Regions from separate parts of the Homo sapiens genome. Here region 2 is linked to region 1. A link is a loop called in an ENCODE intact Hi-C map of the cell type or tissue named here. Cell type or tissue: Calu3. All regions are shown on one strand. Links, peaks and the distances in the headings refer to the core of each region. The heading gives the core; the rest is flanking DNA. Region 1 has its middle 79 kb from the start of PHLPP1. Region 2 has its middle 240 kb from the start of BCL2.

Region 1 (16,379 bases), core at 5,605-13,604:
CATTCTACTGATTTTCTTCATCCAACATGTGTTTTTTTTTTTTTTTTTTTTGAGACGGAATCTCACTCTGTCGCCAGGCTAGAGTGCTGTGGCACGATCTCGGCTCACTGCAACCTCCAACTCCCTGGTTTAAGGGATTCTCCTGCCTCCACCTCCTGAGTAGCTGGCATTACAGGCATGCACCACCATGCCCGGCTAATTTTTGTATTTTTAGTAGAGATGGGGTTTCACTATGTTGGCCAGGATGGTCTCGATCTCCTGACCTCGTGATCCGCCAGCCTTGGCCTCCCAAAGTGCTGGGATTACAGGTGTGAGCCACCGCGCCCGGCCCATTCAACGTGTTTTTGAGATCTAGCCATGTTGATAGAAGTAAATCTTATTTACTGATCTGGCTGCCTTATGGTTTTCCCATCCTATGCATATACCACATTTTCCTTACACACCCTCCCACTAAGGGATGGCTTACACTGGCAGACGATGCTACTGCAAACTGACATAAATCTCTTTGTGCATCTGTCAGAAGGATTCTCTGGGATATCACCCAGGAACTGTACTGCTGGATCACATGAGAGTATACATATGTGCATGTTTTCACAAAATGCTTCCCAACTGACCTTCACAAATGACAACAGAAGGTGACTCCTGCCCATCTGTAGTGTAATGAGGAGTTTCATTTCCCCATGTCCTTGTCAGCACTTGATATCATACAACTTTTTATTTCTTGCCATTCTAATAGTTGTAGTATCTCATTTTTAACATACTCTATTTTTTTGATTACTAATGAGTTTGAGAGTCTCTTCACATATTTATTAACTACTCTGGTTTTACTTCTGGTGCACTTCTCATTCAGGTTTTGCCTACTTAAAACTTTTTTCTTGCAATTGCAAGTGTCCCTTAGATTTTTTACATTTTAATCTTCAGTCCTGGTTCTGCAAAATATTTTCTTCCAGCCCATCTCCTGTCTGTTACCTTTCATCTAGGGTGTTTACTTTTGATGTTGTTAAATCCATTAATTTTTCCTTTGAGATTTACACTTTTTGTGCCCTGCTTGAATCAGTTAGCTTTTGCTATGTAACAAACCACACCAAAGCATAGTGGCTTAAGCCAACAAGGATTCATTGCTGTGGGATTAATTGCTTCTGAACGGGGCCTGATGGGCGGGGGCTGGATGATCTGGGGGGCCTCACTCACATCATGGCCCCAGCTGGGATGGCTGGGCCTCTTACTCCACACGGCCTTTCACCCTCCAACAGGGCAGCCCAGGGTTCCGCACACGGCGGCTCCGGGATTCCAGCGCAGGAGAGGGCAAGCCTGGTGGACCTGAGCTTTCCAGGCCTCTCCTTCTTCACATTTGTTAATGCCCAGTGGACCAAAACAAGCCACATGGCCACACCCAAACTCAAGGAGTCAAATAAAAGCCCCCACCTCCTGCTGGGAGAAGCTGCCAGTGCAGTTGTTACTTTTCTCAATCTACTGTGCCACTCTAAGCTTATAAAGATGTTTCTTCTAGCCGGGTGCAGTGGCTCATGCCCGTAATCCCAACACTTTGGGAGGCTGAGGTGGGAGAATCGCTTGACATCAGGAGTTCAAGACCACTCTGGGCATCGTAATGAGGCCCTGTCTCTAAAAAAAGCAATTAACTGGGCATGATGGCTCATGCCTGTAGTCCCAGCTACTGGGGAGGCTGTGGCAGAAGGATTACTGGAGCCCAGGAGGTCAAGGCTGCAGTGAGCTATGATCACACCACTGCATTCCACCCTGGGCAACACAGCAAGACTCTGCCTTTAAAAAAAAAAAAAAAAAAAAAAGATAGTTCTAGATTTCTTATTAGTAGTTTTATAGTCTTAAAACTATTTGGCATTTCTTTTTTCTTTATATTGTGATTTTTAATTCATTGAAATCATTTAAATCTTTATAAACAGTAAATATTAATATATGTGTTATGTATCAATATAATTATACATTATCATATATTGTTAAAATAAATTTCAGCCAGGCACAGTGGGTCATGCCTGTAATCCCAGCACTTTGGGAGGCCAAGGCGGGTGGATCACCTGAGGTCAGGAGTTTGAGAGCAGCCTGGCCAACATGGTGAAACCTGGCTCAACTAAAAATATAAAAATTAGCCGGATGTGGTGGCAGGCACCTGTAATCTCAGCTACTTAGGAGGCTGAGGAAAGAGAATCGCTTAAACCTGGGAGATGGAGGTTGCAGTGAGCCGAGGTCATGCCACTGCACTCCAGCTTGGGTGACAGAGCAAGACTCTGTCTCTAAATAAATAAAATAAATTTAAATTTTGAATTTTATTTAAATCTATTTGTTTTTCTGCAGAGTGATTCTGTTTCTTCTTTTTGGTGATGGGGTGGTGGTTTTTTTTTTTTTTTTTTTTGAAACACAGTTTCACTCTGTCACCCAGGAGTGCAGTGGCACGATCTTGGCTCACTGCAACCTCCACCTCCCAGGTTCAAGCCATTCTCCTGCCTCAGCCTCCCGAGTAGCTGGGATTACAGGCACCCGCCACCATGCCCAGCTAATTTTTGTGTTTTTGGTAGACATGGGGTTTTGCCATGTTGACCAAGCTGGTCTCAAACTCCTGACCTCAAGTGATCTACCTGCCTCGGCCTCCCAAAGTGCTGGGATTACAGGCATGAGCCACCGCGTCTGGCCACATGATTCTGTTTCTAAACTTCCTGTTCTGCCCATCAGGGCATAACCTTGCCATATGTTTATGCTTTGTAATGCGGGTTACTGTCTAATAGAGCTAGTCCTTTGCTTTTGTTTCTCAGAATTCCCTTGACTATTTGTGGACTTTTCTTTATACATTTTAGAATTAATTTTTCCAATTTACGGATTATCATGAGATTTTGATTAAAATGGCATTGACTTAGACATTAATTTAGGGAGCATTAACATCTACTTGGTGCTAAGTTTGCCCATCCATTAGACATGATATGTATATATCTGTTTACTTAGTTGTTCTTTTATACCCTTTATTAGAATTTTTCTCCCGTAACTTTGTGTGGTTTTATTGTTGTCAGGTTAATTCATAGATACTTTCTAGTTCTGGGGATTTGACAGTATCAAGTAGTGTTGTTCCTCCACCCTTGCATCTCACCAGACTTCAAACGGTGTAGGTGTGGCCTAATGGAATTCTTACAATATCGTAATAAAACTCTGAATCTGAGTAAAAAGCATGTTATCCAGGGTTTATATTAATATTTGAGATGACATCATTTATCATGCCTTCTAAAATGCACCAAATGATTCACTTCAAAATGAAATCAGCCTGCTGAAGTATTCACCCAAGAGATTTTAATAGATTTTTCTTTCCCAGTAACGCAGGAGGTCAGTTCTCAGTAAAACACACAAAGGCATAAGGTCATGAGCTATTCTCTCTGAAATCTCCTTCATTTCAGCCGTTCCCAAGTGTTAGAATTAATTGCTCAACTGTAAGAACTGCGACCCAGAGAAGTTTCAAGAACCAGCCAGATGGGAGAGAGTTTTACAACACACATGGGCTTACACCCTAGCAACAAAAAGACCAAAGGAGGAAAAAACTCACATTTCCATTGTTAGCACTGTGCCTATAATTTTCCTTTGTTTTAGGGGACAAAAACTGAGACAGATGATGGGTTAAACTTAATATACCTGAATTTTCATAGTGTTGGGTGCTAGGGGTTGTCAATATTTGCTCAGAAAAAGATGGTAACTGCTTGTCATTTTTGCAGAGAAGAAAGAATATAATGAACCTTTTGAGAAACACGTTTCGACAGTTTGAGAAGGCTTTGTCTTTTGGACACAGCAGCATGTTTAGCAGAATGATTACCTGGTCTAGAGAGCAAATACTATATGCATTATTTTCTTGTTGTTGTTTAAGACTTTTTTTCACGCCTGGCGTGGTGGCTCACACCTGTAAGCCCAGCACTTTGGGAAGCCGAGGCAGACAGATTGCTTGAACTCAGGAGTTCAAGATCAGCTTGGGCAACATGGGGTCTTGCTATGTTGCCCAGGCTGGTCTTGAAAAAATAAAAAATTAGCTGGACATGTTGGTGTGAGCCTGTAGTCCCAGCTCCTCAGGAGGCTGAGGTGGCAGGATTGCTTGAGCCTAGGAGGTTGAGGCTACAGTGAGCTGTGATTGTGCCAGTCCACTTCAGCCTGGGTGACAGAGCAAGACCCTGTCTCAAAAAAGAAAAATAAAAAAAGGACTTTTCCTTATTTTTACATTTTTTTGTTTTCACTGCATTTTTACTGCATTTTTAATCCCCCTTTTTTGCATTCATTTTAAATATCTGGATCCACTGCAAGTACTTCCGTCGATGAGAAGGCATGACATAGTAGATTCTCAGTTGCTCAGTTCAAAGCACCAACATGCCACTTAGTCAAAGAACCTTAGGCAAGCCACACTCTGACACAGAAGGGGTTCAGATCAGCAGTCCCCAACCCTTTTGGCACCAGGGACTGGTTTTGTGGAAGATAATTTTTCCACGGACGTGTTGGTTGGGGTTGATGGATTCCAGATGAAACTGATCCACCTCAGATCATCAGGCATTAGGTCCTCATAAGGAGCATGCAATCTAGATCCTTCGTATGCACAGTTCACAATAGGGTTCACGCTCCTATGAGAATCTAATGCCACTGCTGATCTGACAGGAGGCGGAGCTCAGGTGGTCGTGCTCACTCACCTACCACTCACTCCTGTGTGGCCCCATTTCTTACAAGCCGCAGACCAGTACTGGACTATGGCCTGCGGGTTGGGGACCCCTGGTTTAGATGAACCCAAATGTCCTCTCAATCACTAAGATTCTCCATAGCTTCTTGAACTCTTGAGCTTTGGAGATCATTCTCGAAGTTTCTATAAATAAAAGTGGAAATCAGCCCCCTCCTTAAAACCAGTGAGAGGCTTAGAGAGCACAGTAATCATGATGTTTCTGTAATCCTCCCAGAACCGAATCAGAAATGGCCAGGACACTGAGGCATTCACATGATAGCGAGGAGCAAAGTGCAGGCTTAATGTGTCCTTCCAAAGTCCACATTTCTTCTGCTAGCAATTTCTTAAATTGCCACAGAAATTGAAATGGATAAGAATTTTGGTTTGTCAACAAGATAAAAAACTCACAGATAAAGTGAGTTATCTGCTTTTTGTTCAGACCAAAAGGTGACTTTACCAGAAATTATGCTGGACATCTAGGGAATTAATCTGGATGAGTGAGCTCAGCCTGACATAAAGATGCTTCAATGCCCTTCTTAGCAATGATGCTGAAATAGCAACAGCTTTAGCTTGCTGAGGCAATAACAGCTGCCAGGGCAAAAAAGAGAAATGAGAAAATCAAAGCCATTCTGAGGTATGAGGCAGCAATTAAGAGAATCTCCCCTTGAAGGGCTTACTTAAGTAAGCAATCATTCAACCAATATCCATTTATTACCTACTAATCAAGACATCAGATCTGTATTCTCTGCCTTCCAGGAGCTTATGATTTAGGTAACAGCTACCACCTCTTCTCCAGACTAAAGAACCCCAGTGCCTGCGCCTCTTTCTGACATTGCACCTCACCCCGTAAAGCCACGAATTGCCCCAAGCCCATGTGTCTTTGCATTATTTGATGTTTGGTTTTTCTGTTTTATTATTATTATTTTTGTGGCAAAGTCTCACTCTGTCACCCAGGCTCCAGTGCAGTAGCGTAATCATGGCTCACTGCAGCCTCAACCTCCCAGGCTCAAGTGATCCTCCCACCGTAGCCTCCCGAGTACCTGTGACTACAGGTATACATCACCACGCCTGGCTAATTGTTGTGTTTTGTAGAGATGTGGTCTTGCCATGCTGCCCAGGCTGGCCTCGAACTCCTGAGCACAAGTGATCTATTCTCCTTGGCCTCCCAAAGTGTGGGAATTATAGGCATGAGCCACCGTGCCTGGCTATGTTTGATTTTTCGATCCCTTTGGATTCTCAGGTCCCCATCTTGGGAATCCACCCCTTTGTTGGCTTTAGCTGCCTGTGTCCTGGCGTATTTCTGGCGAATCATTTTTTATTCTTGGAATCCACTTCAATTGCTGTTGTGTTCGCCTTTCCAACTTCATCACACATTTAGCCCCTAGTCCTGCTGAATTCTGCAGCCCGAGGCCTTCTACGCTGCTGTGGCGCTCCGAGGCTTCCCTGCTGACATCCTAGTGGCCCCAGCAGAGCCCCATCTATTGGTTGAAGCTCCTCTTCAGCCTGTCCTCTCCTGGACGTGACTCTTCCTTGTACTCACAAATGTACCTTGACACAATAAATGTACCTGTTTTGAGTCCCTGCATCTCTCTGTCAGGTGATGCACCACTGGACATGCCCACTGTAGTGTCCAGAAGGTAGCTTGCTATTGTTTGAGCAGAGAAGACCAGAGAAAGAGCAATCTCTCCTTTGTTCTTGGAACCTGCTTCCTCAGGGCTCCAACTGAAGACTCAAACCGAGACCTTTCTTGAGTTAAAACTATAGAGATAATGTTATTAGAGATAAAAGGTTCCAGATGAAAGAGAAATTGGCTTCCTCCAGAAGTGAAGAGTTTTCTCTGGAAGATGAGGCAATGGTGACAAAGGAAATACTCATTCTTTGATGCCTAGTCAGCAAGAGGACGCATTTCCCAAAAGTCCACATCTGTGTGGGGGTTGGGTGCACGAAGCATAGCACTGAGTGATTATCAGGGGAGACACAGTAGTTCAAATTGCAGTTCAACTTCTTTAGCCCATCATCCACTTCCTCCTTAGCCCTGTTAGTGACACCATTAAATGACCAGTCACCAGATTTGGAAAACCTCCCTTCAGCCTAATAAAAATCCACTGAGTGTATCTGTAAACTATGTCACCCCTTTGACCCCCTCATTATCACTCATGTAGACCAATGCAGTAGCTTCTTAACCCTGAAATTCTTATCCCACCCTTGCCTTCCCCGGCTCCACTCTAACACAATGGCTTCCCTTTACCTTAAGAAAGGAAGTTCACACTTCTTAGTACAAGAGTCCGAGTTCCCCACTAATTGGCCATCCCCCTCCTTCATCAGCGTGTGCCCTGTGAAATATAGTGAGGAATGGCCAGATGTTATCCTTGATCTGATCTGATGTTGTAACTCTCATGTTAATTTATGTGCCTGGCACAACGAATGACTCATTGCTTAAACATGCCCTATATTTCTACCTGGGTCCTGAGCTCATGTTATTCCTGTGCCTGAACGGCCCTCCTGTCACCTCCTATCTCCTCTCAAGCTGACCTCAAACATTCAGCAAGTCAGAACAATTCTTCTTCTTGTGTTATAACAATGGCATTTAACATCTTTTGTCTTGTGTTGCATAGGGTTGCTTATGTGTCTGTCTCTTCTACTTGCTTATAAGCCTTTTGCATCCAGAGAAACGTAATACTCCTCCTTATGGTTGCCACAGTCATTGGTCATCATAGATACTCAAGGAATGTTTCTTGGAATGAATCTGCCCAAATATGAAACCTGAAAGCCTGGTTCCAAAGCTTGATATTTACACACACACCTACTTATACTATAGGCACAGCTATGTACATGAACATTTAGGCACACATGAACACCCACACCCGCATGCCTACACCTGTGCCCTTGCACACACTCATGTACACTTACACACTCACAAGCTCATATGCAAACTCATAACGCACACCACACTTGCACCATAGGCAAACCTATACACACATTCACACACACATACACATGCAAACTCAGATATATATGTATACATATATGTAGATTTGTTCATCCTCACATACATGCACACATATATGCCTGCTCATGCACACACACTTTATCATCTCTATGAAAGGTTATCTCTGCCAAGATGCTTGGGTGTGCAATGGTGAGGGACTCAAGACCACAGTCCCTAAGGGAGGTAAGGCATCAGGGTAGGTAGGATTTGGAAGTAACTTATTTCCCACAATGAATAGTTGTTTCAGGAGGAAGTGGCTCTGTTTATGTGACATCTGGCTCTCTCTCTACCTCTGCTCAGAGAAGATGGAGTGATTTAGCTGATAGGAACTTTAGAGAGAATAAACTGGTGTGGTTGGCTCAGCCTCTCTCTGGTTTCCTCCTTGACAGCTACCCTGCCATCAGAGGGCAGGAGTCAGGGGTGGGCTGGAGCGGGGCAGGTCCAGGGTGGGAGGCTGCCATAGTCCAGGCTGCTGTGAGGGGGGTTCAGTATTGGGAGGTTTATTTGCTCACAGATATAAGCTATCTTTTCAATGTCAGCATAAGAAAGTGGTATTATAGCCTCCACTTGTCATCTCTCTCACTTTGTTTCTTTCTTTCTTTTCTTTTTTTTTTTTTTTTTTTTGAGACGGAGTATCGCTCTGTCCCCCAGGCTGGAGTGCAGTGACACGATCTCAGCTCACTGCAACCTCTGCCTCCCAGGTTCAAGCAATTCTCTGCCTCAGCCTCCCTAGTAGCTGGGATTACAGGTGCCCGCCACCACATCTGGCTAATTTTCGTATTTTTATTAGAGATGGCGTTTCACCATCTTGGCCAGGCTGGTCTTGAACTCTTAACCTCATGATCCACCCACCTCGGCCTCCCAAAGTGCTGGAATTACAGGCATGAGCCACCACCCCCAGCCTCTTTCTTTTCTTTTTTGAGACAGGGTCTCACTCTATCACCCAGCCTGAATGCAGTGGCACGATCACAGCTCACTGAGGCCTTAACCTCCCAAGCTCAAGCAATCCTCCTGCCTCAGCCTCTTGAGTAGCTGGGACTACAGGCATGCACCACCACGCTTGGCTAACTTTTTATTTTTTGTTGAGATGGGCGTCTCGCTATATTACCCAGGCTGGTCTCAAACTCCTGGCTTCAAGCAACCCTCCCACCTCAGCCTCCCAAAGTGCTGGGATTACAGGCATGAGCCATTGTGCCCACACTTGCTTTTTTTCTCTTTTTTTTGAGACAGAGTCTCACCCTGTCACCCAGGCTGGAGTGCAATGGCAGAATCTCAGCTCACTGCCACCTCTGCCTCCTGGGTTCAAGCGATTTTCCTGCCTCAGCCTCCCCAGTAGCTGGGATTACAGGTGCACACCACCACGCCAGGCTAATTTTTTGTATCTTTAGTAGAGACGGGGTTCACCATCTTGGCCAGGCTGGGTCTCGAACTCCTGACCTTGTGATCCACCTGCCTCAGCCTCCCAAAGTGCTGGGATTACAGGCATGAGCCACCGCACCTGGCCACTTTGTTTCTTAATTGGTTCATAAATCAGGCAGTGAAGGGAATGTTGTCTGTTGGAATCCCTCAAAGACCCTAACAGAAGTGGAAAACCAAGGGCAGAACTTGAGTAAATTGCCACATCTGTACTCTGATCAGGCAGCTTCAAATTCACATAAAGGAAAGAGGCTAAGGAAACTCCCTCTCCGTGTCTGTGGGTAAGTGTATTTACTGCTTGTGATGTATAAGACAACGCTGTAGGTATTTGGCGGCCCCAAAGACATATATGCTTCTTGGCATTCCCAGGACTTGGAATCCCATTGAAGCAAAGGCCATATCCATATTTACCTTCGTGTGTTTACCACTGGTTGTGCTGGCAAGGTTCTTGCTCTGCTGGCTTCATCTGCCTAGGGAGTTGGTTTCAAACCCTGGGATATTCATTTTCCTCCCCTGGACATGACATCATCATGTTTGCAACACCTCAACAGGCATCTCATCCAACAAGAACTGTGTTTTCTTCATTGTAATGAAATACTTAGGAAGACATGAAACCAGCCCTGTGTTTCAGCAGAACACACAAATCTAGGGTGAAATGGTTCCTTTCTTTGTCCCACTGTTAAACTCCATGCTGTATTCAGTTCCATCTTTTTTAGCTGTGATTAGGGATGAGACAAACTTAGGGCCCATGAGGAAAGGTTAAAGCAAAGGAGATTATTGTAGGGAGAAAGCTGAAGAGCAGGTTCACTGTCGTGGAATCCAGTAGCAAGGGGTAGATATTTGGCAGTTAGTGACCAGCTAGTGTTCATCTCCACTAAGGAAAGGAGAGGAAGTAGCCTTAGGCTGTGGCAGAGGGGTTGAGTCTTGGAAAGGGAGACACAGGGACTCAGTGGAACTGCCTTTTCTTGAGAACTTGACAATTAGGGTCACTTTTAGTCTGCCTGGGACAGTTGGCGTTACTCTTCAAATAAGTTTCAGAAAGAAATAACAAACCCATGGCACCAAAAACATTTGACCAAACCCATTCTCATCAAAAGAGGGCTTTTTGTTTCTGTTTTGCCCTGGGGAATCCGGTCATTACTGCCCTCTTTCCAGGAACCACTCAAATATGAGTAATACTGTGAATCCTGTTCATATGAACGTTACAGTTATTTCTATCTCCAGTCAAGAGCAGTGCCCATCTTAGAAGCTGGCTAAGGTTTCAGAGCAGCTTTGGAAGCAATATTTATTTGTAGCACATGTATGTATCTATAAAATCCTACCTAAGTAAAACAAGTGTTTCTAGAATCATGTGCCATTTGGGGAATGGAAAACTCAAAATGTAAATTGTTATGCAGGTCCTGTGATGGATTCCCCAACAGACATGTCAGTTCGTGGACAACATCCCCCATAAGTCACCGTGGGTCCTGGGGCATCCTCCTTTCCCCACCAGGGGGCAGAAGCCCTGCTTCTCACACCAGCTCAGAGTTTCTAAAACTGTGACTCGTGCCACTACTGGTGTTTGAGGCAATTTTAGTGACATACATTTCATCTTTTTTTCCCTTCTTTTCTTATACGTTAAACGAAAATAACCAAAGAGTAGATATTCCAAAGAGAAGTGAGAAGAGGCTGAGAATAACATGAGCAGAGAAATATGACATGCATTTGCTGTTTGTAAACAAGAGGGAGAAGACTATTGAAAAAGTATGGTGAGAGGACCAAGTTAAGACAGAAGGTAAATCAGTTTGTTTGTTTGTTTGTTTGTTTATTTAGAGACAGAGTCTCACTCTGTCACCCAGGCTGGAGTGCAGTGGCACGATCTCAGCTCACTTCAACCTCCGCCTCCTGGGTTCAAGCGATTCTCCTGCCTCAGCCTCCCAAGTAGTTGGGACTACAGGTGCACACCACCAAGCCTGACTAATTTTTGTATTTTTAGTAAAGACAGGGTTTCACCATGTTGGCCAGGCTGATCTCGGACTCCTGACTTTAGGTGATCCACCCACCTCAGACTCCCAAAGTGCTGAGATTACAGGCATGAGCTACCACACCCGGCCCTATAAATAAGTTTAGACAGAAAATGTGGAATCTGTCAGAGGGGACCTTGGAAGCAGTAATAAATGTAATAAACAGCATGTTAGTAATAGAACATGGGCTTTGGAGAAAATGAGATAGAATGCTGAGGTTGAGTTGCTTAACTCTCTGGCCATGGATGCAATGATGACTGGTTTTTTTTTGTTGTTTTTTGTTTGTTTGTTTGTTTGTTTGTTTTTTAACTAATGGAAAATGGGGTACTGGTGATCTACAGATTGTGATGGTGTCACAATTAATTAAATTATCACTGGTGGTAGTTATGTTTCTGGCAATAACTGATAGGTTACTCTGTATCAAACTTGTTTCTGAAAACAACTAGAAAGCTGAGATAAATATAAAAACATTTTTTAGGACATTGGAGAGCTACCAAGGTACTGAGAATTTGCAATACCAAGATTAGAGTATTTTCTCCAACTGCAGTTAAAACTAAAAATAGGTAACAAAAAGTTAAGGAGAAAAATCTCCATATGTTGGGAAATTAATCAATATGCTTATAATACCCATAAGTCAAAGGAGAAATTACAATGGAAATTAGAAAATATTTTGAATTAAGCCACAATTAAATTTCTGCATTTCACAATTTGTGGGATTTATTTAAAGCCAAGCTTAGAAGAAAACTTATAGCTTTAAAATGCACATATTCGAAAAGAAAAAAAGTGAAAACCAATGGTCTAAGAATCTATGTTTATAGCACATACATGTTTATAGCAACAGAGTTTGCAATTGCAAAAATATAGAACCAGCCCAAATGCCCATCAATCAACAAGTGGATAAAGAATATGTGGTATATATATATATATATATATATATATATATATATATATATATATATATATATACACACACACACACACACACACCATGGAATACTACTCAGCCATAAAAAGGAACAAAATAATGGCGTTTTCAGCAACCTGGTTGGAATTGGAGACTATTATTCTAAGTGAAATAACTCAGGAATGGAAAACCAAACATCATATGTTCTCACTCATATGTGGGAACTAAGCTGTGAGGACGCAAAGACATAAGAGTAATACATTGGATTTTGGGGCCTCAGGGGAAAGGGTGGGGGGTGGTGAGGGATGAAAGACTACACATGGGGCACAGCGTTCACTGCTTGAATGATGAGTGCACCAAAATCTCAGAAATCACCACTAAAGAACTTATTCATGTAACCAAAGACCACCTGTTCCCCAAAAACCTATTGAAATAAAAAATTAAAAATTTAAAAAAGAATCTATCGAAATAATTTAGAAAATAATAAAAAAATCCAATCTAATTCTAAAAAGAAAAAAAAAAGCAGAAATTAGTAAAAAAGAAAATAAATCTACAATCAACCAACAATACCAAAAGTTGGCACCTTGAAGATCAATAAAAGACAAGACCAATTAACATAGAGAAGACACAAACAATACACGAAATTCAAAAGAAGGACATCACAATCAAACCTACATTTAAAAAAAAAAAGATATCATGGGAAACTTTATGCCCATAATTTGAAAATTGTAATGAACAAATTAAAAACCAAGACATGCAAAAACTAACAAAAGAACTAAAAAATTATAATAAAGCAATTAAAGCAATGAATTTAAAATGGTATGACAAAAAAACACAAAACGAGATGGCTTCACTGGTAAATTCTACCAACTTTTTTTTTTTTTTTTTTGAGACAGAGTCTCACTCTGTTACTCAGGCTGGAGTGCAGTGGTGCGATCCTGGCTCACTGCAACCCCTGCCTCCCAGATTCAAGCGATTCTCCTACCTCAGCCTCTGGAGTATCTGGGATTACAGGTGCCTGCCACCACCCCTGGCTATTTAAATTCTACCAACATTTAAAGAAACTCTTTTAAAGAATAAATAAAGAGGGAATACTTCTCAACATGTTTTATGAAGCCAGGAAAATCTTGATATCAAGGTGTTCAGTTTTATTGATCTTTTCAAAGAACCAACTTTTGGTCTTATTGATTTTCTCAATTATATTCTGTTTCCAATTTCATTGATTTTTGTTCTTTATAATTGTTTTATCATTTTGCGTGCTTTAGGATTTATTTACTCTTCTTTTCTAGTTTCTAAGATGGAAGCCTACATTAGCAACTTGAGACCTTTCTTTTCTAATGTAAGTATTTCACGGCATAAATTTCCCTCCAAGCACTGCTTTGGCTTCACTCCATAAATTTCGATAAATTGTGTTTTCATTTTCATTCAGTTAAAAATATTTTAAAAATTTTTTCTTGAGATTTCCTTGTAGACACTGGACTGCATTAAAATTAGAAACATTTTTGCATCAAAGGATACCATTAAAGGAGTAAAATGACAGACCACAAAGTAGGAGAAGGTATTTATAGCACAAATACATGACAAAGGGCTTAGACCCAGAATACATAAAGAACTCCTACAAATCAATAAGGAAAAGACCACCCATTAGGAAAATAGGCAAAAGACAAAAAAAAAAAAAAAAAAAAAAAAAAACCAGATACTTCACAATAGAGGGCATCCAAATGGTCAATAAATATATGAAAAGCTATTCAACTTCAGTAGTCATCAAAGATGTGCAAGTTTAAACCACAATGAGACACTTCTATATAATCGCAGTGGTTAAGTGTTGGAGATGATGCAGATCAACTGGAACTCATATGCTGTTGGTAGGAATGTAACTTCGCACCACTTTGGAAAACTGTTTTTGCAAGGATCTACCAGCGGAACATATGCATACCCTAACTCAGCAGTTCCATTCTTAGGTGTACATCCAAAGGAAATGCAGAATGTGTACATCCTAGGACATATAGATGAATGTCAAGAGCAAGTTTATTCATAAGGCTCTGTAGCGGGCTGAAGAATGGCCTCCCAAAGATAACCACAGCCTAATCCTTGGAAATTGTAAACATGTTACCTTACATGGCAAAAGGGACTTCGCAGATGTGATAAAGTTAAGGTGGGAAGATTATTCTGGATAATTCAGGTGGGCCCAATGTAATCACAAGGATGCTGTTAAGAGGGACACAAGATGGTCAATGTTAGAAGAAATAAGGATGGAAGCAGAGTTGAGAGAGGAGAAAAAAATGTTGTTGTAGAAAAAGCCAAGTCCTGGTCACAGGACCAGGAGAGATTAGGCTCGCGGACATATAAAAGGGTAAGGAGTGGAATTTATTGGGTGAAAAGGAAAAAAACTCAGCAAAGTGAGAAGGGTTCCTGTTAACAGACCCCCATCTCACAGAATGAATCCCAGGTTACCACACAGGAACAGGAGAGGCTAGGCTCCTCCCCGCTGCAAATGGCACAAACTTCCCAAGGCTGCACCTCATCCTCCCAGTGCGCAGGCCAGTGGGAGGTTCTCTGGGTACCTTCCCCCTTATTTTCCTCCTGCATCTATCAATACTATGTTCTTGGCTTTGAAGATGGAAAAAGGGACCATGAACCAAGGAATATATGTGGCCTCTAGAAGCTTCAAAAGGCAAGGAATTGGATTCCCTTCTAAAGCCTCCAAAAGTAAAATAGTCCTGCAGACCCATTTTGGACTTCTGACCTCTAGAACTATAAGATAACAAATGTGTGTTATTTTAAGCCACTAAATGTATGCTCCTTTGTTACAACAACACTAGGAAACCAATAGATGCTCCAAACTGGAAATAGCCCAAATATCATGTGAGTAGAAGGAATAAATAAATAGTGGTCTATTTCTATAATGGAAAACCATACAGCAATTGAAATGAACAACTATAGCTTCATGCAACAATATGATGAATTCTCATAAAATGAGCTTGAGCAAAAAAGCCACATGCAAAAGAGTACACACCGTATGATCCCATTTATATGAAATGTAAAGCAAGTGACCTGCCCCCATGGCCTATTTGGGCATCTGGCAGGCAGGAGATTCAGTTGTGGAGGTGAATTCAGTCCTCTGGAGGCCCCAGTGGTGACGGCTCCTTGACCTTTAGGAACCTGGCAGTGCTAAGCCATCTGAATAAGATCATCTGAACAAGCACTGTTTGGAAATTCTTGTTTATATTAGGTTCTTGGCTTCTTTGAACACGTCTGTATTCAGAGGCAGTCCTCCATAAAACTCCGTAAAACTCAGCAATAGGATAATAGAAGGAAAGGTATTCCCTTTGATTACCTTTCAGAGCTGAATAATGGCCCGGGAAAGCTCACTGTTCAGCTTTCTTTCTAAACTGCCCAGCAGGAACCAGGCCCAAGGGTGGGGTTAGCACTTCCTCACATAATACAGGCCCTTTCAAGAAAGAATTTAAGGGAGTTTGGGCTGTTTTACAAGACTTAAGTCCTGAGAACAATTTCATAGAAGGTTGTAACTGACGGCTGTGCAAATGAAAGGTTTTGGAACGGGTCCTCCCTTAGGGAAAGCAGGGACACTGCTCCCGACTAGGGATCAGGCACCAGGTACAGGCAAAACCACTGCTTGCCTGGATGGGTACATTCCACTGAGTCCCCACATCTGAAAGAAACAAGGTGATTAAGAATCTCTGTGTTCAGTCCCAAACTATTTTACAGAAAAGTAAGTTTGGGGCTGGCATGGTGGCTCACACCTGTAATCCCGCCATTTTGGGAGGCTGAGGCAGGTAAATCTCCTAGCTCAGGAGTTCGAGACCAGCCTGGGCAACATGGAGAAACCCAGTCTGTACCAAAAATATAACAAATTAGCTGGCCATGATGGTGGGTACCTGTAGTCCCAACTACTCAGGAGGCTGAGATGGAAGGATTGCTTGGGCCTCGGACGCAAAGGTTGAAGTGAGCCGAGATTGCACCACGGCACTGCAACCTGGGTGAAAAAGTGAGACCCCATCTCAAAAAAAACAAAATTGGAGAATGAAAGTCACTGGGTGATGTAGACTTTCTCACATCTTCCACATGTAAGAAGTGGCCAAGTCTAGTAAAATGCATGCTCACCTGATACAGGGTGTGGGTTCCCAACAATCAGCCTCACCCATTTAACGCAGATGCTCCCTGACTTAGCCATAGGGCTATATCCAGATAAACTCAGCCTTAGTCAAAAATATCGTAAGTTGAAAATGCATTTACTATCCCAACAAACCCATTGTAAAGTCAAAAAATCCTAACTCAAGCCATGGTAATGATAGAGACAGGAGGCAGAGAAATTCTAGGCAGAAAAGGGTGGGGTCC
Region 2 (16,379 bases), core at 4,313-12,312, 440 kb after region 1:
TGGGCTCAAGGGTTCTGGCTGCCTCGGCCTCCCAAAGTGCTGGGATTACAAGCATGAGCCACCGCACCCGGCCTTGAAGGGAATATTTAGGTTTGATCCTTAAGGACATCAGCTGTTAGCTTAATGGACTAGAAAGCAGAGGTGCCCTCTTCCTTCTGACCCTTCCCCACCCCAGCAATTTTTCAATCTCCTGGCAAAAGATTCTTCTGCAACCACAAGGAAGGAAAAATTTAAGGAAAATCTTAGACTGATTTTCCTATCAGCATGGAGGTATGAGAGCTTAAAGTTAGAGTGAATTTTAATTCAAGAAAATGAAACCAATGTGTCATTCATGTTGTTTGTGGGGCTTCCATATTGTTTATGTATGGTGCCTGAAAATATTGCTCCTTGTACTATGTACTAAGTACTATAATTTAATACATATAGGCTTTATTCTCTAAAAAATCAAGGGTTCTCTATCAGTCCCTTTAAAGACAAGACTGAAGTTGAGGAGTCTTGAGGACCCACTCTCCAGGTGAATGTGTTGCTTAAAAATAAAAGGTTAGTAACTCTAGAAATAGACCCATCCATATATAGCCCGTTGATGTCTTACCAAGATGCCAAGGCAGCCCAACAGGGAAAGGAAAGTCTTTTTAACAAATTTTGTTGAAAAAATTGGATATTCATATGGGAAAAAGTGATCTTCAACTTCCACATCATTCCATGCATAAAAATTAATTTGAGCTGAATTATAGATTTAAATGTAAGATCCAGAACCATAAGCTTCTGGAAAAAATATAGGCCTTTATCTTCATGATCCTGTGGTGGACAATGATTTCTTGAACAGAATCCCAAAACTGTTAACCATCAAGTAAAAAATAGATAACTTAGACTTTATTAAAATTAAGGTTTTCTGCTTATCAAAAGATACTGGTAAGAAAATCAACAGATAAGCCTGGACAGATTGGGAAAAACATTTGCGGCATATATATTTGACAGAAGACTTTACTCCAGAATACATAGGACTTTTACAAATCAACAATAAAGAGATGAACAGTCCCATTTTAAAATGGGCAAAAGCTGAGGCAGGAGGATTTGCTTGAGTCCAGGAGTTTGACACCAGCTTGGACAATATGTTGAGATCCTGTCTCTACAAAGTAAAAATTAAAAAATTAGCCAGGCATGGTGGCGTGTGCCTGTTGTCCCAGATACCTGGGAGGCAAAGGTGGGAGGATAGCTTCACCCCAGGAGTTTGAGGCTGCAGTGAGCTATGATTGCACCACAGCACTTCAGCCTGGGTGACAGAGTGAGACTCTGTCTCAAATAAAAAATAAAACAATTTTTAAAACTTTAAAAAATGAGCAAAAGACTTGAACAGATGCTTCTTAAAAGAAGATATATTAATGACAATAAGACATGAAAAGGTGCTCAGCATCTCTTACCATCAATCATCATGCAAGTCGAAACCACAGTGAGTCACCACGTCATACCTACTAGAAGAACTTAAAGCAAGGAGCACAACAGGACAAAACAACCCTCCCCCTACCAAACTGACAACACCAAATTTTGGGAAGAATCCAGAGCAACTGGAATTCTCATTTATTGCTGGTGGGAATGTGAAATGATACAACAGTTTTGGGGGACTACTGTAGTTGACAGTTTTATATAAAGTTAAACATATGTTTAATCTTATGATGCAGATATTCCATTCCTATGTGATATGGTTTGGCTGTGTCCCCACCCAAATCTCACCTTGGATTGTAATTCCCATAATCCCCACGTGTCGGGGGAGGGACCTGGTGGGAGGTAATTTAATCATGGAGGCTGTTACCCTAATGCTGTTCTCGTGATAGTGAATGAGTTCTCACGAGATCGATGGTTTTATAAGGGGCTTCCCCCCTTTTGCTTGGCACTTCTCCTTGCTGCCATCATGTGAAGAAGAACGTGTTTGCTTCCCCTTCTCCCATGATTGTAAGTTTCCTGAGACCTCTCTAGCCATGCTGAACTGTGAGTCAATTAAACCTCTTTCCTTTATAAATTACCCAGTCTCAGGTATGTCTTTATTAGCAGCATGAAAACAAACTAATACACTACATATTTACCCAAGATAACTGAAAACACATGTACACATAAGGATTTGTACATGACCACAACAACAGCTCTTTTCATAATAGACAAAATTGGAGATAACCCTAATGTTTATCAATAGGAGATTAGGTAAATTGTGACACATTCATACAATGGAATTCTGCTCAGTAATAATAAAAAAAACTACTGATTCATGCAACAATGTGGATGAACATTATGCTGAACTCAAAAGGCCAGAACCAAAAGAATGCAAATTATATGATTCCTTTTATATGAAATGCAAAAATAGGCAAAACTTCACCGTGGTGATGTAAATCAGAGAGATTGCTCTGCGGGGTGAGAGTGGGATCACCTGAGAGGGAGCAGAAGGAAATTTCCCAGAATGATGGAAATGTTCTATGTTTTGATTGAAGTGGTGGTTACATGGCATATAATTGTCAAAACTCATTAGACTAAACACTTAAGATCTGTGCATTTTACTGTTTTTATTCTACCTGTATAAAAATAAAACGTTGGCAAATGAGAATATTCAGCCTTGAGGATTATTAATATGGATTTGACTTCTATCAATGGTGTCCTGGGAGGCAGAGATGAATGCATAATTCACGAAGGCAAAATGCAGGAAGGACAAGAAGTCACATTTCCTTCTGTCTAAAACCCCTCCACATGTGGCGTGTGCTGTGTGTGGACTTGCTGGTGGAACATAGAGGTTATATGTGTTGTTCTTTGAATTCTCATTGCATTGGGATGGGAGGAAGAATGAAATCAGTCATTCAAATATATGTCTCTTCATATATTCAGCTGACTGAATATGTCATTCGGATGGCATATATTCCTCTGTGCCATGTCTCCCTTTCAATGGAGCTTACACCTGTAGGTGTGGGTCTTCTCCACACCTGTCTCTGTCCTCCATGTCCGTCAGGATTGCAGAAGGGAAGAGAAGGCAGCCACATCAGCTTCCTTCTTCATCCGACTTAGGATCCCCACTGGCAGCCCAGTGCTCACTCCACACTTGGTAAATACCCTATACTTGTATGTTCCTAAGTTCCTCCAGATGAAAGAAAGTGGCCTCTTCTTCTAGGACTGTTTGGGGAGCAGCACTGTGTGAAGCTCTGTGGGGCCTCTCCCAGGTATAAGAGCTCACAGTCATTTATGTCTTCTTGCCCTCCTCCCTATCTTCAGACAACTCCTGCCCACCTACACAAGGTTGAGTCCCAGGTAGCGTGGACTGAAGAGCAGTAAGCGAGGCCCCTCCTGGTCCTTTCTCAGAAACCTTGAAGTCTACTTGAAGGCACAAAGGGCAAGGTAACACAAAGAGCAAGGTAACATGAAGAGCAAGGTAACAAGAGCACAACACTCCCTTTGGTGAGCGTAGCATACATGGGGTAGACATCACTGGGTGGCTGATGCTCTGACCTGGGTCTTCAAGGAGAAAAGGACAATGAGGATTGCATATGGGGCAGAAAAATCAGTCTGGCTGGAGAGGGAAACTCCTATGTGGGACCAAAGGCAGAGAGAGAGAGACAGAGAGACAGAGGCAGAGAGAGAGAGAGAGAGAGAGATTGAAAGAGAGAGAATGTACAAAATAACACAGGGTAAGCAAGGCACTGAATGAGTGACAGACATTTGGACAGAGGCGGTGTGGTGTGCTAGGAAAATTAATCAGACATTGGTATAAGACTAAGAAGGATGACTATACCACTGTAAGTCTTCACATAGGACCTTGCAAAAATGTTTAACTTAGCCAGAACTCCAGTGTCTCTGAAGGTCAAGTATGAGTGTTAACAAAAAATGATTTTTAAAAGTTGTTATAGACATGGTTTCTTTGTTCAGATAATTTCACTCATCTGAACTGCTGGCTGATAGGTATTTCTTATTAAAATATGATAGCTTTATTGTTACTCTTACTCAACTAACATTGTTTTTCATCTTTTAAAGACAGCAGTACCTTTTTTTGCAAAGCATCTCGCTGTTTTTTGAGTGTTTCCATGAATGTGAGTTCGTGGGAGCCTTACAACATCTCTCTTTAGAGAGGACAGTCTGAGGTTCACAGAGATAAGGTGGGCAGCCCAGTGAGGCCGCACTGTGAGTGAAGGCCAGGGCGGAGATTCAGAGGCAGGTCTTCTGCTTTCCAAACTGTCTGAGATTAGGACCTCAGTGTTTCTGGATCTTGTACCTGGGTCGTGGTTTTCTGTTTTCCTTTGATACAGACTTGATCATTTCTCCATACTCAATTGTGTTTGACAGCCAACAACCAGGGTGCCAGGGCCCTGTTGTAAACCTGTAGGAGCTCTATTTTGATAAGACTAGCCATAATTTATTGCTGCTTTAACCTCTCTGTTGCTTAGGCAACCAATATCCTGAATTAAGACTTGGGTTATTTTAGTTAAGTTTAAGAATTTATTACCTTCCAACCACTCAGCCCACCACTTTGCTCATGCTCCATGCCTGTGAGTCACACTGACCCCCGAAGAGTTGCCCCAAACTCTAAGACCTGTGCTCGGGGGCACGTGAAGAGCCAGGACACATGCCTTGTGACTCAAACTGACAGCGTCTGCTCATGTCCTTGCTAAGTGCACCAAAGGGAATGGGCCGAGGAATGCTCCATGTTGATTTTTCAGCTGCTTGCCTTTTATTGCTGGATTACTATCTACTGCAGAATAGGCCAGCTTATTTCACAATAATGAGGCTGGCACTGGGTTAATTCTATAACATAGAAAGATTGCCAGTGCCAAGGTGTCAGTCTGTTCCGGCTGTTATAACAAAATAGACTGGGTGGCTTATAAACAATAGAAATTTATTTCTCATGGTTCTGGAGGCTGGCAGGTTCAAGATCCAGGCAGACTGGGTGTCTAGTGAGAACCCACTTTCTGGTTCATAGATGGCACTTTCTTGCTGTGTCCTCCTGTGGTTGAAGGAGCAAGGCAGCTCTCTAGGGTGTCTTTTATAAGGGCACTAATTCCATCTGACATAATCACCTGCAAAAGGCCCCACTTCCTATTGCCTTAGGGGTTAGAATTTCAACATATAAATCTTGTGGGTTTAGTGAGGAAAATAAACACACAATCTAACCTTTCCTGGACTGCTTGCAGGAGCATCAAGTCCTCTTGCTCTTCCATCTTGTTTAAATGTCCCTTCTTTCCCAACACCACTCTGCCACTCCGTCCTGAGCTCCCAGCACCGTTTGGCTGGATGACTGTGCTCATTTCTGGCCTTCCTGCCTCCACCTCATCCCGGCACATCATTCACCAAAGCAATATTTCTTTGCAGTCTGCTCTGCCCGGCATTCTGGGGATACTGAATAGCTCACAGTCCTGTAGAAGAGAAAGATGAGTAAGCAGTAATTGCAATGCATTTATTAGACCGTAACCTCCTAGGACAGGTCATGTTGGTCTTGCTCTCTGCACCTAGTATTTGTTGAATAGGGAAATGAATAAACAAATGAACAATTTCTGCAGGTTATAACTAAACACATATTCAAAGAGCTATGAAAATCCACAGAAGACAGAAACTGACTGAGTTGGCAGAGGAAAGGGATGTGCTTAATTAGGCTGCAGTCTCTTTGAGAGACTACAATTTATTTATTTCCTGTATACATAGACCAGGCATTCATAAATATGGTCACTTTTTAATAGAAATATTTTATATTTTGGGAACATCTTCCTATACATTTTATTTACTCACAGGACAAAAGTAATGTTCTCCTTTAAATAGAAGCTTTTTGGGGACCTGTAATTGTTAATTTGTAAACCTTTACTTACTTGCTAGAAAGTATGGGACAGGGTCAGAAAGAAACTGGAAAGTGCCGCCTGTAATCCCAGCACTTTGGGAGACCAAGGCAGGCGGATCACTTGAGGTTAGAGGTTCGAGACGAGCCTGGCCAACTGGTGAAACCCCATCTCTTCTAAAAATACAAAAAAAAATTAGCCAGGCGTGGTGGCGGGCACCTGTAATCCCAGTTACTTCGGAAGCTGAGCCAGGAGAATCGCTTGAACCCAGGAGGCGGAGGTTGCAGTGAGCCGAGATAGCGCCATTGCACTCCAGCCTGGGCAACAAGAGTGAAACTCCATCACAAAAACAAACAAACAAACAAAAAAAGAAATTGGAGAGTGCCAAGTATAACTATCAGTTGTGGTTCAATCAGAATGCAAATAAGTATCTTTGGGTAAGTAAAAGGAAAACGATACTTTGATTTACCCAACACTTCGATTTCAAAAATACATTGACTCATTAACAAACAATTTTAGAGAGGCTTAAATACTAGTGAATATGTTATTTTAAGTCAGTAATATATATATATATATATATATATATATATTTTTTTTTTTTTTTTTTTTTTTTTTTTTTTTTGAGACGGAGTCTCGCTCTGTTGCCCAGGCCGGACTGCGGACTGCAATGGCGCAATCTCGGCTCACTGCAAGCTCCGCTTCCTGGGTTCACGCCATTCTCCTGCCTCAGCCTCCCGAGTAGCTGGGACTACAGGCGCCCGCCACCGCACCCGGCTAATTTTTTGTATTTTTAGTAGAGACGGGGTTTCACCTTGTTAGCCAGGATGGTCTCGATCTCCTGACCTCGTGATCCACCCGCCTCGGCCTCCCAAAGTGCTGGGATTACAGGCGTGAGCCACCGCGCCCGGCCGTCAGTAATATATTAAGAGATGTCATGAGTCTATAAATGTAGCAATTGCACATGGCTGGCATAGAAATCTCAACTTCAATATGTGATGTTCAAAGTCCAATTTAAAGGGATTTTAATAATTAGCCATAACTAATAACTAAGGTAAGGTTTGTTGTATCTTGAATCTTAAATGGTTGCCATGTGTCTGTTTATTAAAAATAGAGTTTCCTTTTTTTCTTTCTTCATTCACCTTAAGTAAAAGTCTATTATAGCAAAAATGCAACAGTGGCATCCTGTGGCTTGGCCTGTGAATGACAGGTGCGTGTCACAGTTGTGATCTTGGAGGCTTGGTGTCATGGCTACACAGAGGTACAGGATCATTGTGAAGAACATGGCATGTTAGAAGGAAAAGCTCCATTACTTTATTTAAGACGTAAAATTATTATAAATGACTCATTATGATCTTTTATCTTTATTTCATGGGAGTAAATTGCATGCATAATTAAAAATTGAGTTGAGAATAAAGCCACAGAAATGTACTTGTTTTTTCAAAAGCTTATTTTTCCGGACTCTATGATGAAGTTTCCCTCTGTCATTTTTACACATAGAATATACCATTATTTCCTCTCATGTAATTCTTCTGTAAGTGTAGGAAATGGAGTGAAAGAATCCATATTAAACCATTAATAACTGTAAATACTTTATCTCTCCACCCCCCCAGAAATAAATACAACTAAATCTCGGAAGCCTTTTGATTGTGATGCTTGGCTGCTGAGCCCTCTACGCTGGAAAGGCAGCACTATCATATTTAGCAGTGCGTGCTTCCAGCTTCAAACTTTAAAAAATAGTTTAAAAACATCTTCAGGGGCCGGGCGCGGTGGCTCACACCTGTAATCCCAGCACTTTGGGAGGCCGAGGTGGGCGGATCACGAGGTCAGGAGATCGAGACCATCCTGGCTAACATGGTGAAACCCCGTCTCTACTAAAAATACAAAAAATTAGCCGGGCGTGGTGGCGGGCGCCTGTAGTCCCAGCTACTCGGGAGGCTGAGGCAGGAGAATGGCGTGAACCCGGGAGGCGGAGCTTGCAGTGAGCGGAGATCGCGCCACTGCATTCCAGCCTGGGCGACAGAGCGAGACTCCGTCTCAAAAAAAAAAAAAAAAAAAAAAAAAAAAAAAAAAACTTCATAAACAACATACAGTTATACTTTTTCTTATTTAAAATGTTTACATAAGTAGAATTATGATATTCACATTCCATGAAGTTTTGCACTGAAGATGTGGTTGAGGTCTCACGTACGCTTATCTTGTGTGAAGGAATGTATGGAATATGAATGCCATAATTTTACTTATGTAAATTGTAAAAATAAGAACAAATATATATAATAAAGACCTTTGGATTTCTGCTTCTGAGGACTTCCTGTTCTCCTTCCCTCCACTTTCCTATGGGCGTGCTTCTGTTCTTTATTTATCCGAGTTTTCTCCATTAAAGATAAATTCTCTGATAAGATAAATACAGTATATATCTTTATTAATTCCTTTGTTATAGATCCTGCAAATACCTTCTCGAGGCCTGTTTTTTCCTCTCTAACGTTGATGGGGTATGTTTTGTTATAAAGATGTTTTCTGTTCTGCAGGGTTGCGTGTCAGTTACAGTTGTCATTTGTAAGCAGTAGAATCCGGTCTGACCAGTTTAAGCAGAAAAGAACTTAGGAGAGACAGAAGGGAGTTCACACAACGTTTGGGACAGATGGGAAAAGAGGCCTGAGACAATGAAAGGGACACTCCCAGAACCAACTGACCCTTTCCGGAATCTGCTGCCCACCCCGGGACCACACCGCCTTTGCCCAGAATGCGCCACTGAAATGACAGCGGCTCCCGGAGACGCGCAGCCAGCCAGCTCCCTCCCGCGGCCCGAGGCCCCCGTGTCTGATTGGCAGGCCTGGTCACGTGCCCGCATTTTGGCTGGGAAAGAGTCAGGGAAGGCACCGATTCAGATTCTCCCTTGGGGAAACAACTAAAATGCACGCAAGGTGGCCTAAAAAGCTTGGCAGATTCACTTTGGGCCATAAAGATATTCTTCAAACTTAAAAATAAAAAAATAAAAATAAAAGAAACTAAACTAAAAAATATCTTCATGAACAACATACAGTTATGCTTTGTCTTATTTAAAAATTTTCCATACATAGAATTATGATATTCACATTCGATGAAATTTTGCATTCAAGATGTGGTTGAGGTCTCACGTCTCAGTAGTGTTTAGTTGCGATTTTTCGTGCTGAGGTCTTTAATTCTTCTGGAATTAATTTTTGTATAATTAGTGTAGGAGTCTTTTATATGAAAAGCCAATGCTTCCATCATCAATGATGGCACAAGCTCATCTTTCCCTGCTGATCTCTAGTGCCACCGCTATCATATTCCACATCCCACGTAGCCCCTACATGTGAATCCTGCATGAACATGGATTTGCACCAGGCTCTCTATTCTGTCCGCTGCCTCTTCCTCTGCTCAGACAACTATATTTTAATTTCTGTGACTGTCTAGAATGTTTCAGAATCCGCAGGCCAACTGCTCCTGCCCACCCATTGTTCTTATTTTTCGAAATTATCTTGGCAATGATAATTCACTTTTCCATATGAATTTTAGAATCACGTTACAAATGAACAGAAAAGTTCTGCTGAGATTTTATTTGGAATTTACTTAAATTTATAGATAATTTGGGCAGAATTGACATGTTTATGCTTTTGAGACCTCTTACCCATTATTCAGATCTTCTTTTATATCCTTTAATAAAACTATAATTTTTTCCCATAAAGCTCTTAAAAATGGTACGTAATGTATATTCTTTAGGTCCTTTATAGTTTTGCTGCTATTGTGAGCTGGCTTTTTTTTTTTCCAATTTTTTCCCATTTGTTATTGTTCACATTCAAAAGTTATTGAATTTTGCATGTTGATCTTGTAATCAGTAGCCTTGCTGAATCCTTTTTTAGTTCTAAAAGATTTTCTGTTGATATCTATGCATTTTCTTTGTTCTTTCTTTCTTATTTTATTTTATTTATTTATTTTTTTGAGACAGAGTTTTGCTCTTGTTGCTCAGGCTGGAGTGCAATGGTTCGATCTTGGCTCACTGCAACCTCTGCCTCCCAGTTCAAGTGATTCTCCTGCCTCAGCCTCCTGAGTAGCTGGGGTTACAGACACGTGCCACCACACCTGGCTAATTTTTTTGTATTTTTAGTAGAGATGGGGTTTCACCATGTTGGTCAGGCTGGTCTCAAACTCCCGACCTCAGGTGATCCACCTGCCTCGCCCTCTCAAAATGCTGGGATTACAGTCATAAGTCTCCGTGCGCCACCCATCTATGCATTTTCTATGCCTAAAAATAATAAATTTTCACTTCCTTTCCAAACCTTATGCATTTTATTTATTTGTTGCTTACTGCATTCGCTAGTATTTTCTGTGTAAAGTTGACTGGGGTGGTGATGGCTGCCCTGCTTGCCTTTTCTTGGTTTTAATAGGGATAATCCAGAAAGATGTGATATGATTGCTTTAGGTTTTTGATAAAAACCCTTCATCAAATTAAGGAAGTTCTCTTCCATTTCTAGCTTCCTAAGAGTTTTTCTTTTAGATAAGAGAAGGTGTTGAATTTATAGAATAAAATGTGTCATTTTATTTCTTTTTGATCTATAAATGTTGTAAAGTTCTCCTGATGGATATTTCTGACATTCTTACCTTCCTGGGAAACATCAAAATTAGTTGTGATCGTTAAAAAAAAAATACTCTGGTTGGATTCCATTTGCTAATATTTATTCAGGAATTTTAATCTACATTATAAGTGAGATAACCTATAGTTTCTGTCTCTTGTACTGTCCTTGTTTCATTTTGGTGTTAATTCTACACTATCTAAACTCAGTGGCCTACTGTCCTTTTCTGTTGTCTGGGAAGCTTATATAAGATAGCAATGACCTTTTCCTTAAAGGTTTGATGAAATTCACTGCTGAAATCAGCTAAGACTAGTGTCTTTTTGGGGAGGTGGCTTGAGGGCAGGTATATTTGATTGTCAAATCAATTTCTTTAATGCTAATTGTTTTATTCAGTTTTTCTATTTTAAAATTCAGCCAATTTCAGAATAGACATAAAATTGTGCCACAGATTCCCTTATGATTTTGTTTCTGCTGCATATGTGGTTACATTATATTTTCTATTCCTAATGTTTATTTGTTCATTTTTCTTTATTTATCAGCCTTAATGGGGATTTATTTTATTAGCATTATTTTTCTTTTCTAAGACTCATTCTGTCATTTCTATTTTACTTTTGTTTCCTTTTCTTATTTTTTTGTTTTTATCTTTAATATTTCTTTCCATCACATTTTTTTTGCCTAAACTCGTTGTTCTTTTTCTATCTTCTTGAATTGACATGAGTTCATTTATTTCATCTTTCTTATGGTTCTAAAAATATTTGTAGTGCTATAAATATTTCCCTTAACTATTGCTGTACCCTAAGTCTTGGTATTTTTCTGTGCTTTCATTAATAATCAGTTTTAAAATACTGTATTATTTTTAACAGCTTCATTGAGATATATTTCACACCCTATACAACTCATCCATTTAAAGTGTATAACTCAATGGCTTCTAATATATTCACAGAGTTGTTGATATGGTTTGGCTGTCCCTACTCATATCTCATCTTGAATTGTAGCTCCCATAATTCTCACGTATTGTGGGAGGGACCCAGTAGGAGATAACTGAATCATAGGGGCAGTTTTCCCCATACTGTTCTTGTGGTAGTGAATAAGTTTCATGAGATCAGATGGTTTATAACCATCTTTTCGCTTGGCTTTCATTCTGTTTGCCTGCCACCATGTAAGATATGGCTTTGCTCCTCCTTACCTTCCGCCATGATTGTGAGGTCCCCCCAGCTATGTTGAATTTTGAGTCAATTAAACCTCTTTTTTTAAATAAGTTACCCCATCTCAGGTATGTCTTTATCAGCAGTGTGAAAACGGACTAATACAGTTGTACAACCTATCATCACAATCAACTTTACTTACTCAGTTATCAGTTGATGCATACTTGGGTAGTTTCCAGTTTGGGCTATTATAAATAATGCTGCTATGAACATTTGTGTGCAAGTTTTTGTGGACATGTGATTCATTTGGCGTGAGTATATATGAGGAGTAGAATTGCTAGGTCATTTGGTAACTTTATGTTTAAGCTTTTGAGGAACTGAAGACTGTTTCCGAATGACTGTACCATGTCAGTGTAAGAGGGTTCTAATTTTTCAACATCCTCACCAATGCTTGCTATATTTGTCTTTTTTACTATAATCATCTTAGTGGCTGTGAAATGATATTTCGTTGTGGTTTGATTTGCATTTCCCTGATGGATATTTAAGGGTACTCCGTGATACTGGGTTGATCATTCTATTTCCAGGTGACTTCACTTCTAGGTATTTTTTCATTTATGTTTCCTAAAAAATTAATTTTTAAAGAGAAAAATCATCATAGGATACTCAAATTTCCATTTTAAATTTAAGATCACAGGGTTTTATTCTTTGGTTTGTATTTGGATCTCTTTTTCTCTCACATTGAAAATCTGGTTTCTAATGACATTAGCATAATTACATATTTGTTTCATTCTACAAAATACATATAATAGTTTCACAAGAACAAAACCAATATTTAAAAATTTTGTTCTATTCTTTTTGTCCTTATTGTATGCCAAACTGGATGTACAATTAGATTACTGCAATGCACCAAATTGGTGGTTCTTAACAGGAAACAGCTGCAATCCTAAGAATCTTTGAGAAGCGTCCATCAGCTGTCTAAGCATGCAGCAATGAAGCAGGTGGTTCTCAAGTATTCACTGGGCATATCAGGTCTGCCCCAACACCTGGTTACATCCTTATTTGGAGACTGATAGCCTCAACTCTTCCCCTACCAATCAGATTTCATGGGACTGCAAACTTTAACACAGAGTAATACAGAGAAGGGGATGCTGGGAAATGCAGTTTCAGGCTTCTACCTTACACAATTCAGAGAAGACTGTAGGAGGAAGTGGTGATGATGCCAAGCTGATACAGACACAGACACATCCATTCAGTGCATCAATCTTTATGTCTTCTCTTGTCTTACTAGCCTCCAGGAAAATGTTGAATGGAAGTACTGAGAGTGAACATCTTTGTCCCGTTCTTGATTTTATAGGGCATGCTTCCAACAATTCTTCTGTAAGGATGTTTTTTGTACATACTTTCTCAGGTTAAGGAAGTTTATTCACTTCTAATCCTAGTTTACTATGTTGTTTTTTTTTTTTAAATCATGAGTTAGTGTTGAATTTATCAAATGCTTTATCTGTAACTATTGAAACAATCATATGATCTTCTTTCTTAATCTTTTAAAGTGGTAAATATCATTTGATTATCTTTTCATCCTGAACCATCCTTGCATTCTAGGGATAAATCCTAAATGATTTTTTAAAAATAGATCTCTGGATTTCGTTTGCTAATATTATGTTAAGACTTTGATAATGTCTGTGATTGAGATTGGCTTGTGATTTTCCTTTCTTATCTTCCCCTTGTTTGGTTTTGGCATCCAGGTTTTACTAGTTTTATGGAATTCTTACTACAGCCACAGGCCCTGCATGAGACAGGCCATCACTACTTCTCTAATCGCATTTCCTACCACCCTCCCTGTTACACACTCTACTCAGTCTTACAGGTTCCATGCTGTTTCTCAGACAAATGAGTGCACATCCCCGCCTGACCACCCTCTCTTAAAGCTCTGTCTCCTCAATCTCTTTCATTGTTCTGCTTAGCTCTTATCATTACCTGATATATGATCAACTTACTGTGTTCTGTCTCCCTCCCTCTTCCAGAAGGCAGTGTCTATGAGGGCAAGGACTTTGCCTGTTTTGTTCCCTGTCATTCCCTCAGCACAGTGAACCATATTTATCAAATAATAAATATTTGTTCATCAGTGAATAAATGAATATATTTATCCATGTTTGAAGAAAAGAGGAAGGTTTCTGTACGTGATCCACTCAGAAGTCAGATTTTTCATTTGAAAAAATTGTAACTTCTATTTATACTAGAAAAGGGAGGAAATTCTTACACATAAGCAGCATGCAGAGAAATACTGCTGAAGATATCAGTCTGCTCTGCTGCAGCTGGTAGCAGGAATAAGACTGATTGGCCAACTGTCCATTCTATTCCAAACTTTCCTTGTCTTTTTCCAGCATCTCAGTTGGTTGAAATTCTTTGCTTGAGAAAGAGACCTACGTTTTCAGTCCTGAGGAGTTTGAGTCCTTGGTGATGCTGCCCATGTGGGGTTGATGTGTAGTGCTTTGTTAACCTTGACCATGAAGCAGGCAGTACAGACATCCTAAGGGGTACCCCTGGGCATCCATGAATACTGCTCCGGCTCCCACTGTGTAGCTCTCCCAGCGCCCTTGATAGTGCCAGTCTCTCCAGAAATCACTGGGGCCTCCCTTCTTGCTTATCCCCTCCATGACCTGAGGACATTGAAATGCCAGGCAGCAGTTTCAATGTCTACTCAATGAAACTGGTAATGGGTTCACAGCTGTGGGGATTGTTATTTAACTTCCTATGTGTGTGTTATGGTGTTGGGGAAAAACAGGCATGCAGAGTATAGCTATAGCTCTTTCTATCATCAAATGGCCCTCTAGCAATTCCACTCCTAGGTATATATCCAAAGGAATTGAAAACAGCCAGGAGCGTGTAGCCTGTGCTTGTAGTCCCAGTTGTGCAGAAGACTGGGGCAGGAGGATCACTTAAGCCAGGAGTTTGAGGCTGAGTAGGCAATGATGATTGCTCCTGTGAATAGCCCCTGCACTCCAGCCTGGGCAACATAGCAAGATCCCATTTCTTAAAAAAAAAAAAAGAATTGAAAACTGGTGACCAAACAAATCCATGTACCCACATGTTTATAGCTGCACTATTCACAATAGCCAAAAGGCAGAAACAGCCCAGATGTCCATCAATAGATGAATGGATAAACAAATTGTGGCATAGACATATAACAGAATATTATTAAGCTATAAAAAGGAATGAAGTACTGATTCATGTTACAATACGGATAAACCTCAAAAACATAATGCTAAGTGAAGGAAGCCATGCACAAAGGTCACATACTATAGGATTCCATTTATTTATTTATTTATTTATTTATTTTAAGACAGAGTCTTGCTCTGTCACCCAGGCTGGTGTGCAGTGGCACGATCTCGGCTCAGTGCAACCTCCACCTCCCAGGTTCAAGCGATTCTCCTTCCTCAGCCTCCTGAGTAGCTGTGATTACAGGGGTGTGCCACCATGCCTGGCTAATTTTTGTATTTTTAGTGGAGATGGGGTTTCACCATGTTGGCCAGGCTGGTCTCAAACTCCTGACCTCAGGTCATCTGCCCACCTCAGCCTCCCAAAGTGCTGGGATTACAGGCATGAGCCACCACGCCTGGCTGGGATTCCATTTATATGATATGTCCAGAAGAGGTGAATCCATGGAGACAGAGAGCAGGTTAGTAGTTGCCAGGGGCTGGGGAGAGGAAAGATTGAGGAACAACTGCTTGATAGGTACGGGGCTATTTTTTAAGGTGATGGAAATGATTTGCAAATAGGCAGAGGCGGTGGTTGCACAATATTGTGAACATATAAAATGTCACGGAATTGTTCACTTTAGAATAGTTAGTTTTATGTTTATTGTTGTTGTTGTTGTTGTTGTTTTTTGAGACAGAGTTTTGTTCTTATTGTCCAGGCTGGAGTGCAATGGCACAATCTCAGCTCACTACAACCTCCACCTCCCTGGTTCAAGTGATTCTCCTGCCTCAGCCTGCCAACTAGCTAGGATTACAAACATGTGCCACCATAACCAGCTAATTTTGTATTTTTAATAGAGGCAGCATTTTACCATGTTGGTCAGGCTGGTCTCAAACTCCTGACCTCAAGTGATCCACACGCCTCAGCCTCCCAAAGTGCTGGGATTACAGATGTGAGCCACCGTGCCCAACAATTTTATGTTAAGTGAATTTCACTTCAATAAAAACAGATGAAACCCTCTACGTTCTTACATGCAGAGATAGTCATTGCACATTTAAGAGACAGATTGAATGAGCATTTGTCTTTGATGGCATATGTGCTATAGAAACTCCTTTGAGAGAGCTGTGTTTTTAGTGAGAAATTAACACATAAACAAAATCATTTTTACTTATAAGCCTGGAGCCCCGTGAGACATCATTTATGTAGTGAGTGTTTTAAAGCTGAAGTAGCAGCCTACATTTTTGATGGTTACAATTGGTCCCTTTGAAGAGATGATGCCCTGTGGATGGAAGCAGCACAGCACAGTCCTTGCCCTCACCCCCACCTGCCAGGACAGCACGGGTGCCCTTTCCATGACAAGACCCTTTTCAGGATCATGATACAGACCAATTAGGTAGAGGCAAACCCAGATGCGTCTCAATTTGTCAGAAGCCTTGCTCTGTTTCCCCTACGTGGGTGGGGTCTGATAAAATCCCATATAGGGTTTGGCGGGGGTAGGGGGGCATTCTTCTTAGTATTTACATCCCAAAAGGAGTTTTAAGGGACATTTAATTTTCATGTTTCTGGTTCATTTCCCTTTAACTCATCAAAATGAGATTACGAAAGATTGCTTTGATCTTTAACAGGACTTGTTCACAGGAGACATGAAACCA

Evidence for each region. Peaks named below come from ENCODE experiments on the same cell type or tissue, not always from the same donor. Only the 100,000 strongest peaks of a DNase experiment are listed, where the experiment ranks them.
Region 2: a loop joins it to region 1, with 3 times the contacts of the local background. A loop is called at or near these places in 2 of 110 quality-filtered maps.

The regions. Positions count from the first base shown.
Region 1 is chr18:62,627,988-62,644,366 of GRCh38, forward strand. No RefSeq gene overlaps it. Among named protein-coding and RNA genes, the nearest start is that of PHLPP1, 79 kb to the right of the region's middle. In Calu3, for the core only: a CTCF peak has its summit at 10,584 (motif pointing right); DNase peaks (open chromatin) are centred at 7,144 and 10,604.
Region 2 is chr18:63,066,693-63,083,071 of GRCh38, forward strand. No RefSeq gene overlaps it. Among named protein-coding and RNA genes, the nearest start is that of BCL2, 240 kb to the right of the region's middle. RefSeq lists an enhancer at 7,037-7,086. In Calu3, for the core only: no CTCF peak of the experiment used is centred there; DNase peaks (open chromatin) are centred at 6,999 and 8,599.